5 separate regions of the Homo sapiens genome follow, and all the other regions are linked to region 5. A link is a contact called in ENCODE Hi-C or POLR2A ChIA-PET data. All regions are on one chromosome and are shown on one strand. Each heading gives the region's core, a stretch centred on a gene start or an enhancer-like site at or near the end of the contact. The rest is flanking DNA. Distances are from core to core; before and after follow the strand shown. Region 1 holds the start of LINC01305 (long intergenic non-protein coding RNA 1305). Region 2 has its middle 27 kb from the start of LINC01960. Region 3 has its middle 22 kb from the start of SP3. Region 4 has its middle 22 kb from the start of LINC01960. Region 5 has its middle 48 kb from the start of CDCA7.

What was found. A loop is a pair of places that touch in the nucleus more often than their neighbours do. ChIA-PET counts read pairs that join two places held with the same protein, here RNA polymerase II (POLR2A). Pooled maps may share reads with other maps.
Region 1: a map of naive thymus-derived CD4-positive, alpha-beta T cell shows a loop between it and region 5 (8-fold over the local background). The contact joins the promoter of LINC01305 here to the enhancer-like site in region 5. A Hi-C loop is called at or near these places in 3 of 168 maps with a recorded cell type or tissue (esophagus muscularis mucosa, mucosa of descending colon and naive thymus-derived CD4-positive, alpha-beta T cell) and 6 of 50 pooled maps. POLR2A ChIA-PET finds 5 or more read pairs at or near these places in 1 of 52 experiments (activated B cell).
Region 2: a loop to region 5 is called in a map of K562, with 5 times the contacts of the local background. The contact joins two enhancer-like sites. A Hi-C loop is called at or near these places in 33 of 168 maps with a recorded cell type or tissue (CD4-positive, alpha-beta T cell, CD4-positive, alpha-beta memory T cell, GM12878 and 23 more), 25 of 37 single-sample maps with no recorded cell type and 39 of 50 pooled maps.
Region 3: POLR2A ChIA-PET joins it to region 5 with 10 read pairs in A673. The contact joins two enhancer-like sites. POLR2A ChIA-PET finds 5 or more read pairs at or near these places in 2 of 52 experiments (A673 and activated CD4-positive, alpha-beta T cell).
Region 4: a loop to region 5 is called in a map of HepG2, with 7 times the contacts of the local background. The contact joins two enhancer-like sites. A Hi-C loop is called at or near these places in 2 of 168 maps with a recorded cell type or tissue (CD4-positive, alpha-beta T cell and HepG2) and 8 of 50 pooled maps. POLR2A ChIA-PET finds 5 or more read pairs at or near these places in 1 of 52 experiments (PC-9).

What each region holds. Positions count from the first base shown.
Region 1 is chr2:174,324,756-174,327,455 of GRCh38, reverse strand. It overlaps LINC01305 (long intergenic non-protein coding RNA 1305), which reads right to left and starts at 1,429. Exons shown (of 3, transcript NR_038897.1): 1 at 46-1,429. RefSeq lists enhancers at 921-1,040, 508-1,325.
Region 2 is chr2:174,050,542-174,053,241 of GRCh38, reverse strand. No RefSeq gene overlaps it. Among named protein-coding and RNA genes, the nearest start is that of LINC01960, 27 kb to the right of the region's middle. RefSeq lists an enhancer at 553-1,752. Within about 2 kb of position 1,366, at least 4 of the 41 ENCODE cell types and tissues checked have a DNase peak (open chromatin) inside an H3K27ac peak, as active enhancers do.
Region 3 is chr2:173,985,616-173,988,315 of GRCh38, reverse strand. No RefSeq gene overlaps it. Among named protein-coding and RNA genes, the nearest start is that of SP3, 22 kb to the right of the region's middle. Within about 2 kb of position 1,279, at least 6 of the 41 ENCODE cell types and tissues checked have a DNase peak (open chromatin) inside an H3K27ac peak, as active enhancers do.
Region 4 is chr2:174,002,315-174,005,035 of GRCh38, reverse strand. No RefSeq gene overlaps it. Among named protein-coding and RNA genes, the nearest start is that of LINC01960, 22 kb to the left of the region's middle. Within about 2 kb of position 1,260, at least 4 of the 41 ENCODE cell types and tissues checked have a DNase peak (open chromatin) inside an H3K27ac peak, as active enhancers do.
Region 5 is chr2:173,401,251-173,403,950 of GRCh38, reverse strand. No RefSeq gene overlaps it. Among named protein-coding and RNA genes, the nearest start is that of CDCA7, 48 kb to the right of the region's middle. RefSeq lists a silencer at 1,286-1,455. Within about 2 kb of position 1,395, at least 2 of the 41 ENCODE cell types and tissues checked have a DNase peak (open chromatin) inside an H3K27ac peak, as active enhancers do.

The DNA of each region.
Region 1 (2,700 bases), core at 180-2,679, 920 kb before region 5:
CTGCCACATGCAGAATGTACACTGATGACAAACAGACACACTTACCAGGGCACATGCCAGCGGCGTCCATCCTCCTTCCCGGCCAGGCATCAGCAAGCGAGACGGCCTTGAGGCAGGTGCCATCGCCACAGGGAGAGTGGCTCCGAGCTCCCGATGTCTCCCTGGGAGTCGAGGCATTCAGGTACCCCAAAGCCAGTTTCGAGCCTCCCGGGCGGGGTGGCCGAAGACCTTGACGAGGCTGGGCGTCCCCCTCCGCCTCCCGCTGTGCTTCCGCGCTGCTTCCTGCTCTGCACTACCTCCGCCGCCGCAACTGCCCAGCGCCCCTCTCTGAGAAGCCCTCTGCCTGCTGCACGCAGCCCATAGGTTCCGCTACATCTGGGATGCATTGCCCCTTAATTGTCAATCCCATTATTGTGATCAAGTGAACGTTGCTAATCTCTACATTTATTGTTTAGGTAAATAGAGGCTGCATTTAATCAATATGCAGGGCCCCAGCCCTCGCAGCGCCAAGTAACTTAAGTCAACGGTGAAGATTTCAGTGTGTGCATAATTACAGAGCTCGCGGAATCATCGGTCCAGCTCAATTCCACGTCTCTTCGCCGACCTGGGGGAGGCGGAGGAGGGAATGGGAGGAATCTCCATCCTCCAAGGGGTCGAGGGCCAGCTCCTTCAGGGCAAGTAAATGACTTCGTGGAGGTGACACCGCGCGCCTGGCCCGCGCCCTCGGCGGAGCGCCCTGTGAGCGCGGGGGCCTGAGGCGGGACTGGGGACTGCCCCCAACTTCCGAGCGGCAGAATCTGGCGCTTGGCGCCCCGACTCTACAGCTTCTGGACCTCTCCCCTCCCAAATTTGCCTCAGGAAGGAGGGTGGTTCCGCGTTCGGCAGGTCCCCGGCAGGCGGGAAAGCGGGGGCGGGGCTCTGGAGGTGGGTTGCCCCAAGTTCGCGACACCCTGCCCCAGCACGCAGGCTCCCTCCTCTCCTCCGCAGCTGCGGGGAGCAGCAGACTTCCTTGCCCGCGGGGAACTCCCAAGAATCCCACGATTGGGCGCGCAGAGCGCGGGTTATTTGCGCTTCTTCTTAAATAGCTATTGTTTCCTAATTTAAGAGGACCTTCGCCGGGCTAGAACGTCAGGGATTCGCAGCAGGGGGTGGGCGGGTCTGGGGAGATGGGCGGTTCGCGCCGGCGAGGGGTGGTATCAGCTCCTTACAGTAGCTTGGCTCCCGGAGTGGTGTCAGAGTGAGGGCCTCTTGGTCTCGGCGGGGAAAGGGTTAGCTGAGAATCTTTCGGGGGGCGGCGGAAAGAACCCGACCCCCGCGACACCCTGGAGTGGGGCCCAAGAAGCTGATCCTCAAGTTTGAGGCGCCAACACTTCTCTTTCGGCAACTCTGTTGTCGCGAGTTTCTCTTTCTTCTGGTTCCTCTTTCTCTGCTCCATTCCCGGACAAGTCGGACGTAAACAACCAATAACTTCAGTTGTAACCAGACACCCCCCTTGCATGGAATTGTCCGGCTTTATGTAAGCAGGATTCTAAGGTCAAATCATTTGACAGTTTAGGGTGCCATTGCAACCTCCCAACTAAATTACAGCTGAAGTTTGAATATAAGGGCCCTTGGTATTTGATGGCAGCTGGCTGTTTTTAATTTTCGGAATGGAACAGTTTTCGTATAAGGTATCCCTCCCTGCTTTCTTCTTCCCTTAAGTTGAACAGCATTTGGAACAAGGGGGAAATGAAACACAAATATCGGTGCAATCCTGAAAACCTTTTTCTCTCTATTACTACATTCAGAGCCTCCCCTCTGCCCGGCCCAAGCTACTCCCAAGCCTGTAACTCTCCTCATCAGTTGGGCAGACCTCTTACCGCTGGGCTGCAAACCAGTGCTGCCTCTGCCTCTACAAGACAGATAAATACGGCGTCAGACTCTTTTTTTTTTTTTTTTGAAAAGAGTCTCACCCAGTCGCCCAGGCTGGAATGCAGTGGCGTGATCTCGGCTGACTGCGACCTCCGCCTCCCGGGTTCAAGCGATTCTCCTGCTCCAGCCTCCCTAGAAGCTGGGATTACAGGCGCCCGGCACCACGCCCGCCTAATTTTTTGTATTTTTAGTAGAGACGGGGTTTCACCATCTTGGTCAGGCTGGTCTCGAACTCCTGACCTCGTGATCCACCCACCTGGGCCTCCCAAAGCGCTGGGATTACAGACGTGAGTCACCGCGTCTGGTCCAGACTCTTTTGATTAGGAATGTCAACTTAACCTTTTCTGGATGGCAGTTGTTTTTAAGCTAGGATAAGGAAAAGAAAGGCAACAGAGCTGATAGCTAGGGCTCCTGGGTAAGCACAAGCCCTTTGGAGGTCTCAGGAGGTGGGTGTGAATTAAGGCCCACCACTTAAGGCCCACCACTTAAGGCCCTGTGACCTTGGGCGGGCCTTGAAACTTGTGTTTCCTTCTCTCTAAAATGAAGCTAATAATTTCGACTTTGAAGGATTGTTATGAAGGTTAAATAAAACTATATAGGAAAATTCCTAACAATGTGCTCCATACTTATTAATAGTTGAGCTAAAAAAGTTCTTGCCTTCCATTTTCCACTGAAATAACATTCCCAGCTAAAACTTACTGTGAAACTAAAGGCAAAGCCAACAGCCGCTATAAAACAGAATTTTAGTGTGTGTGTGGGAAGCACAGGGCCTAGTACAGAAGCAAGGTT
Region 2 (2,700 bases), core at 117-2,616, 650 kb before region 5:
TCACTTGTGTTTCCACAGGTACTGCTTTCTGAGGGTCTGGGTGGCTCCTTGGAAAAGGGGTCTGGGTGGCTCCTTGGAAAAGGAGTCTGGTCCCCACTGTGATAGTATTAAATACAAGTCTCTGAAAACGTCTTAAAATCCCTCCCAAAATTAATGCATTGATTTAGAAGTGAGACCAAAATGTGAAGACTTCACCAGTCTAAAATAAATTCAAAACAAGTTAAATGAGCATGACCGAATAGCCAGCCATTTCTAAATTGTTCATTTCACATAGTGTAGCCTTTACAGTGGTGGCAACTATGATAACAGATCCTATGACTTAGATAAGATCAACAAATTACCAAGTGCTAATTGTTTCTGCTGGGTGTAGGTGAGGAGATAAATAGCTTGTAAATTAAACAGCAGTGCCTAAGGGTGCCATTCCTGTACTCACACGGGCTGCTCCGTGCTCTCCAGCAAATAATTTCCTCTTATCTCATAATTAAACATTTTTACCTTTAAAAACCACAATCATTAGTGAATATGTTATCCTCCTAGTGCCAAATTTAAAAGAGGAGAAAGGAGATAAGAAGCAGTAATCTAATAAACTGAATGACAATGTCATTTCATCCTTTTGCAAATCATCGAAATATAGGCTTTCTGTCTTGGGTGGTTATTGGGCCATCTATGCAGCTTTTCCATAAGCAGCTCCTGCGCCAGTGCTGAAGTGTGGCAGTCGTCAAATCCAGAGCCTGTGTGGCCTGGAGCCTGTCAGTAAGTGCTCATGTGCCGCAGCTGTTCTCTGTTGTTTAGGATCTTGCCTCAGATTCGCTTATAAATGGCATTTATAACATCAAACTTATTCAGTGCCCGTTAAGATGTTTTAGCTTTATCATGAATGTCAACCGCTCCTTTTCCAGCTTCCCATCTCAAGGGAAGACCATGAGAGCTGAATATCACTACCACATTATTTTACTCCAAGTGCAGACATACAGTGCAGTGCAGTGCAAAGAGCTGTTTTCTTTCCTTCCCTTTGTTTTCAAAGTTCAGTCTCTGAACGTCTGGTTAGAAGAGTGTTATCTGGATAATGTTTTTCACTCTGCGCTAGTTATGGTATGTCCTTGTGTTAGAAATTCTAAAGACAAAAATGTGTCCATTCCTTCTTTGTTCATCCATCCATCCTTTCATCCATGCATTTATTTCATCGTTTATTCTTCTCATGTTTATGAAGTTCTTTTGGTTCAAACCCTGTGCAGGGCGCTAGATGAAAGGCAAATGTGCGTGGGGCACATTTCTTTCTGCTGAGCTCAGAGGGAGAGGCCAAAATTGTAAATACTGATTACAGTAGAAAGCACTGTGGAGAGGCCCCACCCAGCTTGGGCCAGGCAGGAAGATTCCAATGAGGCAATGATAAAACCAAGAGGAGCAGCAGAGAACAGCGGCTTGCAGCCCCCTGGCTGAGCTAGCTTCAGAGGCAGATAAATAAGTGCCTGCCAAGTCTCGGGTATCAAGTACAGGCTTGGCCAGGGGTAGCCTGCAAAGATGAAGCCTTTGACCTGGGCTATCTCATTTTATTCTCCTGGTAACCTGTGATATAGGCTCTTCCCTAGCTACTCTGCAGTGGGGAATAAGAGAAACAGGGGAAGAAGTCCTGGCTGCCCCTGCCTATTGTGACTTTGAGAAGGAATTACCCTCCCAGGGCTTCAATTCCCTGATATGTTACATGGGGATCATAACAGTTTCTACCTCTCAGGTTTGTTGTGAAGATTACATGAATTTACACATGTGAAGCATTTAGAATAATGCATGAATTCAATAAATAGTAACTATCATTACTCATCTTACTAATTAGGCTTAGTGAGCATAATTAAGTGACCCGAATTATCCAGCTGAAAAGAGGCAGAGCTAGGGGTCAAACCCCTTCCTAACCTACAGTATTGTGTGCAGCATACCACGGGACCACACAGGATGACCACTTAATTAAGACTGATGCAACCAGGGAGGGCTTCCTGCAGGAGGTAGCATCTGAGCTGAGTTTGGAAGAAGGGCCTAGAGTTTGCCAGGGAAAGAAGTGGGAAAAGCATTTTAAGGAGACTAGCAGAACGTGTAAAGGCCTGGAGGCATGAGCAGGCCTGGTATATAGCAGGACCGTGGTATGGCCAGGGGGTGGAGGAGTTTAGATTGGACCCTGAAGGCAAAGCAGATTCTTTGTTTTGTTTTTGGTGCTAGTAATTAGTGTGTTTATTTGAAGAGTGGGAAAAAGTAAAAGAGAAACTTAAAAATACAGGTAATTTGTATTTACAATTTATTTACTGTTTTTCTTTAAATGACTTGTTCTTTTTATTTAAATTTATTTACTGATTTTCATTTTTATTTTTTAATAAATAGAGATGGGGTCTTGCTTTGTTGCCCAGGCTGATCTCCAACTCCTAGACTCAAGTGATCCTCCTGCTTCAGCCTCCCAAAGTGTTGAAATTACAGGTGCGAGCCACCACTCCTGGCGTAAATTTACTTTTGAACTATATCACAACCATAAAATGGAAAACTATAGTGCCAGATATGTTTTGGAATTCAGATTTTTTTCTGATTTAGAAAGGAGATATAGAGCATACGCCCTGCAGTAGTTAACACCCCCAGAAGCCAAAGAATCAATAAATATTTCTCAGAGAAATGTATGACTATTTACACCAAGTAGGACAGAAGCTATATATAGCTTGCCTC
Region 3 (2,700 bases), core at 30-2,529, 580 kb before region 5:
CTGTAGAATCAGTTTTTGATTAAAGCTACCAAAAGTGGCAAAGCTTTGCTTATCTCAGCAAAGAAGGTTTTCATGCAATTTGGGACAGAGGAATAAACATTTCCGTGGTAAAAAATAAAAGTACAGGGTTTGAAGGAACAAGATTTTCTTAAGTCATCCAAGTGTGAGGCCCTGAAGGATAGGTAGCTAATACTGAGTAGAATTCAGATTGGAGTTCTCCTCCAGAACTCAGCAATTGAGTAAACAATACGTTATCTGCTCCATAAAGTGTGTAAAACAAACTCACCCTAGTGGCTCTCTTTTTAACTTTCTCTGTGATAAGGAAAAGAAATTGTATATTTATTTAAAAAGAATGAATGAATGAATGAAAGACTATTTTCATTCACATGATTATACCTGAAGGAATTTGTTTTGTTTCTTTGAATTTTAAAATATTGACACTGGGGCTGGGCATGGTGGTTCACACCTGTAATCCCGGCACTTTGGGAGGCTGAGGTCAGGAGTTTGAGATCAGCCTGGCCAACATAGTGAAACCCTATCTCTACTAAAAATACAAAAATTAGCTGGGCATGGTGGTGGGCGCCTGTAATCCCAGCTACTTGGGAGGCTGAGGCAGAAGAATTGCTTGAACCCAGGAGGCGGAGGTTGCAGTGAGCCGAGATTGTGCCACTGCACTCCAGCCTGGGCAACTGAGCAAGATTCCATCTCAAAAGAAAAAAAAAAATTGACATTGGTAACATGTAAGCCCCCCAAAGCATAGTTTCAAGTTCATGTTGTTACTAAATTTAAAATTGAGCTTAATTAAGGAAGTTTTATAGTTAAATGCTAATTGATAATGATAATTAAAATTTTACAGTGCTGTACAGTTTATAAAAAGTGTTCATATGCTTGCTTATTTAATTTTCACAAACCTAGAGAGGAAGATCAGAGAAGTTTTATTATCTCCACTTCGTGGGTAGAAAAGCCTCAGGAAAGTTAAGGAACTTGCCCCAAGCCATAAAACTGGTACCCTGAAGAAATTAAATCTAACACGAAACCCATGGTCTTGTTTAATTGCTAATGGATTCATTGGTAAGGACAGTTGAAAGCTAATGAGTGTCGGTATCTTGGATCATATGGTTTCTTATTAAAGTTTTAAATTTTGTTAGGGTTTTCTCAGATGGTAAGCAAGCTTAAGCTTCCCATGGTTTCAGTTCTCTCTGTCCCATATTCATCAGAACTGTTGGCTCAGGCAGCTGTTGTTCCTGGTCCCAATATTGAATGAGATCTAGAAAAATTCTTTCCTCTTAGCATAGTCCAGCCCAGCTGTGACAACATTGGACCCTTTCGAAATTGGCTCATCCTAGTAAACTGGGTAAACAATTACGAAAGCATATAAATGGATGAGTTGATGGAACAAAGTTTTTTAAATTCTAACTTAACTATTGCCTGGCCTATATCTGCAGCAGCTTTCAGGACACCCAACACCAGCTTCCTTGCCTTGATTTCATCCTGTTTGGGGTGATGAAGAAGATGTGATACCAAAGTACTCAAGATTTCCCATCTAACAAGAAATCAGTCCTCTCTATTGTACTCTTAAGCATGAGCTCTGTCTGATCACGCATCCTGCTGTAGTCACTTCTGTTCTTCAGCCACCTTTGGCACTTCTGTTAGACCTCACAGGGCATGTCATCTAATGTGACAGAAAAGCACTAGGCTGAGAGGAAGGAAGCAGGGGACAGACACATCTACATCTCTCTGTGTGACACTTGCAAGTCACTTTGCTTTTCTGGTCTCAGTTTCCTCATCTAGGAAGTAAGTGGGTTAAGCTGGACCCACTCATATTTTCTCAGCCTCTGTCCTAGAAGTCTCTGGGAGAAGTCAGAGATCCCTGAGGGCCAGAGCCTAACAAGCCCCTAAAGGCCGAGGCCTAAGAGCTTAAGAAGCCCCTGAGGTAGTAAGGAAAGGGGCCTCTTTAACACATAAGAGAGGATTGGGTTGGACCTGGGGCCCAGAAATGCAGAGACCCTACTTCTCCAAATACCCAAGGTGCTGAAAACAAAGTCATTTGGGGCGCAGAGATACAAATACCAGGGACAAGCAAGGTAATAACCTCCAAGAATTGAGACTTAGAGAAAATGCACAACTACCACAGGATTGACAGATGATGCCCACGTGGGACTCTTCTCTATTGGAATGTAAACTTCATTCTAATAGGTAGGACTTTTGTTCCATTTAATGATGGTTTCCACACATAGGCACTCCATACCTGCTTGTTGAATGACAAATAAATAAACTTATGATAAGCTAAATGAGCAATGTGAGATTATCTGACTTACCTAACTGCATTCACTCTAAAATCACCCTGAGTCCTAGGGCTGATCTCTGTGTAGTTGTGGTGTATTTAGAATCACTAGCTAAGCTACTATCCATGTAGCCACTAAATGGTGTAGCCTTGTACCACTTGCATTGACCCTTGCCTGTGGAATGGTTGGCCTGACATTTATGACTCTGCCCATTATCAGTTAATCAACATCTTGTGTATAATCATGCTGTAATACAATTCAGTCAGTAAGCTGAAATGGTCGCCAAGATCATATTGACCTTTGGAGACACTGATTGTACAGAACTAAGGGTGTGTTGATATGTGAGTGGATATGTAAGTAACAAATAGTAAACTGTGAAGAAAAGGAGAAAAAGAGAAGAAAGCCACCCTATCTT
Region 4 (2,721 bases), core at 11-2,510, 600 kb before region 5:
AGCATACAGAAATAGAGTGGGTGTCCTGAGCCAGTCTCATTCATTCATTTGACAAAACTTTTTGAGTATCTGCTAGACCCTGTTCTAGGGTCAGGGAAATGTCAATAAAACAAATAGACAAAAATCCCTGCATTCTAGCCGGGAAAAACAGTGAGTTAAATCCATAAACATACTAGGTAAGCAGTACTATGGGGAAAAAATAAGCAAGATAGAAGATGTGAGTGTGGGGAACTGCAGGCGTCACAGTGTTTTATTTTTTAATTTCTTTTTGTAAAGATGAGGTCTTGCTTTGTTGCCAAGGCTGGTCTGGAACTCCTGACTCCAGTGATCCTTCTCAGCCTCCCAAAGTACTGAGATTACAGATGTGAGCCACCACCCTGGGCCAGGTTGCAATTTTAAATGGGGTGTTCTAAGTAGGCCTCACTGAAAAAGTGACTGAAAAGTGAGCAGCGTGGCTCTCTAGAAAAGTGTCTCATGCATAGGAGACAACTAGTGTAAAGTCCCCAGTCAGAAGGTGAACACACCTGGTATGTTTCCCAGGAACAATTTAGAGGCCAGGATGGTTGAATTGGAGTGAGAGAGGGAGAGGGTGGCTGAGCTAAATTCAGAAAGGTTACAAGGGAGCCACATCATACCCTTGGAGTCCATTGCAAGTTCATTGGCTTTTCCTGAGTGAGATGGGGAGCCACTGGAGGGTTTGAGCAGTAACATGCTCTGACTGACTTTTTTTTTTTTTTTTAGATTCAGAGCGTACCTGTGCAGGTTTGTTACATGGATATATTGTGTAATATTGTGATCTGAGCTAGTGAAACCGTCACCCAGTGAACATTGTACCCAATAGATAATTTTTCAACCCTCACCACCCCCCACCCTCCTCACTATTGGGCTCCCCAGCGTCTGTCGCTTCCAATCGTTATCTGGCTTACATTTTTGAAGTATGACTCAGGCTGCTGTAAGGGGAACAGGTGTGGAAGGAGGGAGACTGTTTAGAAGGCGAGCCGCTAAGCCGGGTGGGAGACATTGGTGGCTGGCAGTAGGCTAGTGGCAGCTGACTTGAATGTGAGAGAAAAGACTAACAGACTTGAATGTGAGAGAAAAGAGATGTCAAGGAGGATCCTCTTCAGGATAAACCTTGGAATTCTGGCTTGGAATGCTGAGCAGAAGCATCCCCAAATGATACAGCATATGGCCTGCAGGTTTCTGGCCACCATCCTACACCCAGAAGCAGAGCCAGCCTGACGGTGGAGCCAGTGCTGCATGTGGCAGGGCAGAGTGGCAGAAACTGGTCCTGAGGACAGCGGTGAGCCGCTGGATCGACACCCGAAGCCCGATCTACCTCTGCACTTTCAGTTACATCACCAAGGAGCTCCCTTGGTTATTTTCTGTTACTTGCATCCAAAAGCATGCTCACTGCTATTCTGATCCGGAGTCGCAGAAGTCTCTCAGATGCAGTTTGCCAGAGAAACTTTTGGAAAGACTTTACTCCTACATACACAGTCTTGATGGACTTGGGCAGATAATTGGGAGAATTCCCCAGGTTACCAGGCAGAGTCTCTTGCTCTCTACCTTCCCTTTCCTTCAGTCAGGAGTCTTTCTCTGTACTGGCCTGCCCAGTGTTGGAGGTGGGTGACACAGGCACTCCTGTAGCCACCACAGTTGCAACTATGCTGAGTTGCATCTGAAGCCCTGAAGACCAGCACAACATTGGGGTTCACCCAAGGGCCATGGCCAATCTGCGTGACTGCCACTGGTGTTATTCAAGGCCAAAGGCCACTTTAGTTGCCCAGGCGGGAGTGCAGTGGCACGATCTTGGCTCACTGCAACCTCTGCCTCCCAGGTTCAAGCGATTCTCTTGCCTCAGCCTCCTGAGTAGCTGGGATTACAGGTGTGTGTCACCACACAGAGCTAATTTTTGTATTTTTAGTGGAGGTGGGGTTTCACCATGTTGGCCAGGTTGATCTCGAACTCCTCACCTCAAGCGATCCACCCGCCTCAGTCTCCCAAAGTGTTGGGATTACAGGCGTGAGCCACTGTGCCTGGCTAAGACTTTTTAAAGAGCAGTTTTAGGTTCATAGAAAAATGAAGAGGAAAGTACAGATTTTCCATATATCTCCTGCCTCCACGCATGCACAGCCTCCCTTACTATCAACATCCCCTACCAGAGGGGTTGGTATCTGTTACAGCTGATAAACCTACATTGACACATCACTATCATCCAAAGTGCATAGTTTACATTAGGGCTCACTTATAGTGTTGTACATTCTAGTGGTTTGGACAAGTGTATAATTATATATACTTTGTATATTATTATGCAGTGGTGTCATACAGAGTATTTTTACTGTCCTAAAGATCCTTTGTGTCCCCACCTATTATTCCTTCTTCCCTCCAAACCCTAGCAACCACTGATCTTTTTACTCTCTTCAAGTTTTGCCTGTTCCAGAATATCATGTAGTTGGAATCATACAGCATATAGCCTTTTCAAATTGGCTTCTTTCACTTGTTAATATACTTTTAAGGTTCCTCTATGTCTTTTCATAGCTTAATAGTTCATTTCCTTTTAGTACCGAATAACATTCCGTTGTCTGGATATATACCACAACTTATTTATTCATTCACCTACTGAAGGACATCTTGGTGGCTTCTAAGTTTTGGCAATTATGAATAATGCTGCTATAAACATCTGTGCATAGGTTTTTGTGTGGACATAGGTTTTCAACTCTT
Region 5 (2,700 bases), core at 146-2,645:
TGTAATCCAAGCACTTTGGGAGGCTGAGGGGGGCGGATCACCTGAGGTCAGGAGTTCGAGACCAGCCTGGCCAACATGGTGAAACCCCATCTCTACTAAAAATACAAAAATTAGCCAGGTGTGGTGGTGGGTTCTTATAATGCCAGCTACTCAGGAGGCTGAGGCAGGAGAATCGCTTGAGCCTGGGAAGCGGACGTTGCAGTGAGCCGAGATTGCACTACTGCACTCTAGCCTGGGCAACAAGAGCGAAATACCATCTTAAAAAAAGAATCATAGCAGACGTTAGGATCAGAACCGATCTACAGGAATGCAGAAGTTTCTTCACCCCTAGAACTTTGCTCTTTTATGCATACTCAGTATTTCTCAAGGTATGCTCCACAAGACACAAGTGCCTAGAACATAGGTGCTTTGTGGAAAGGAAAAGACAAAATGTCATGGTCGTCATGGTCAGATAAGTTTTGGAAGTGCTGGATCAGACAAATTTAAGTGGGCTTTTTCATTTGTTTGTTTGGACTGTAGAACTTATAGGACTTGTAACAAGATTTCTTTCCACAAAAGTTGGGGGAGTGGGGAATGCACAGATAGTGCCTACAGGCTTTCTCAGACTCTGACATCAGAACACTTTTTACCGCATGAAATAAATACCTGGGAGCCCCTTAGGGTCCAGCAACCTTTCACACAACGTAGCTTAGAAAATGCTGTGCCGAGCCCCTCTTTCTCAGCTATTTCATGGGCTGGAATGGCATTTGTCCACATTTTGTGGGGCTTCCTTGTCTCTCTGCAGATGCTTCTGAGCCAAGTCCAGAAGACGTGGGAAGTGGGGTCTCTTGGCACTGATGTAGCTACAGCACGAAGGTATTGTGTTTCTCCTTCCTAGGCACCCAAAGTGAGAGCAGCAGGGCGCAGCAGTGCCCAGAGCTGACTGATGGCATCAGGAAATCTAGCTCATCCCAACCACAGGCAGTTTTTAAAATTGGGGTTGTGGCTCCCCCTGCTAAAGGTATCCTCACAGGATGTCATATCAGAGCTCAGCCCCCGAGTGAGAAACAGTTATGCCTAGGGGTATGGAAGGGAAAAAGAGGAGGAAACGGGGGCTTTAATTTCCATCCCTGACTTTTTCCCGGCTGCCTTTGTAAGACTTTGGTCACCTGCTCCTAAAATGCCTCTTCAGCTGTGTTTCTACAGAGGTGTTAACTGCTTTCCTCACCGGGGACTGTGCAAAGGGAGACCTCTGTTTCTGGTTCAGCGACATTACCCACGGACCTTGTTACCAACCTTGGCGACCAGAGAACGCTGATCTCCAAAGGTCTAGACCCGGTGAAACAGCGTTCGGTGGCCACTGACCGGTTTCCAGAGTCAGAGCTCCCCCTGCTGGAATCCAAAGCACGTCGTAACCCTGTCTGGACGTATTTTATTCCACAAGACCGTGCAGCCCTGATTGAGTGAACTTTCCACCAGCCACTTTATCCTCATACACAGGCATTTTCCGAGGAGGACTTGAGCCGACATCAGTGTTTGGCCATTCGCGGTTCTCGCTTCCCCTTGGTTATTTCCCCTTCGCTGAAATATATTCTAGTTTTCCCAGCCCAGATCTAATTGGACTCCTCCGGGCTGGGAATTTAGGTTTGGGAGATTTCCCAAATTAAACCATGAAGTTTATCACTAATATAATTACATTTCTCAAATACCAGACCTTTTGCATTGCTCATCTAGATGGGGGAAAGGAAGAAAGGAAAAAGTGAGGAAGGGAGGGAGAGAGGGAGGGAGGGAGGGAGGGAAGGAAGAAAGGAGGGAAGGAGGGAAGGAGGAACAGTGAGTCCTGCTTTTCTATCATGGGATAATAACATGTCTAAAAAAAGTGTTTCCCTTAATTGGGACCCAGGGGACGGAGAGTAGAAAAATACCTCCAGAAAGTCCCCCTTCGGAGTGGGGTCTAGAGCACAGATGTTGGGAATCAGGTTTCACTCTGCTCCAACAGCTCAGCCTTTCCATGCCATAAGGACCCTGCGCTGTCTGCCGAGGAAAACAACGAACAGTAAACCTTTGCTCATTTCTAGCTTCATCTTCAGAGACCGGATTCTCCAGAATTCCTGTGGCTGAGTAATTCCATGTCCCTTGATTTGGGGAATTCCTCCTAGGTAAAGCTTTAACAGACACCATTCTATTTGAAATCGCAAGTACTGTGCATCTTTTCATTTGCTAAAGGAGAAGAAGAAGGGAAAGAAGGAAGGAGTAGAACCCAGTCAGTGTGAAATGTGTATCTCTCCTGTGGGACAGCGGCAAGGTTTTCTGCTGGTTTTCTAGATCAAACGAGGACTCCTTATGAACTACTGGCACAGAATTTCGAGGCTCTTTATGACTTAGAATTAGGGAGCATGTTGGCTGTGTTTTCCTCCTCCAAAGGTGGAATGTGTGGCCATTTTGGGGCACCTTGAAAATAAAAAATGGAAAGATACCAAATGCAAAAGCCTAAATAAAGGCATACCTCCTTCAACTCAGTAAATAATTATTCAGATTTACAAAAATGAATAAATAAGGGAGCAAATCTTCATTTTACAGAAGTATGCATACACCATGAGATTCCTTTACATTCCAAGTTCCCCTGATGCATAAAACATATGACTAGATTTACAAAAACTTGATTTACACAATTTTTTAGGAAAACAACTTTGCAGAAAGATTAGGTATGATTAGATGCTA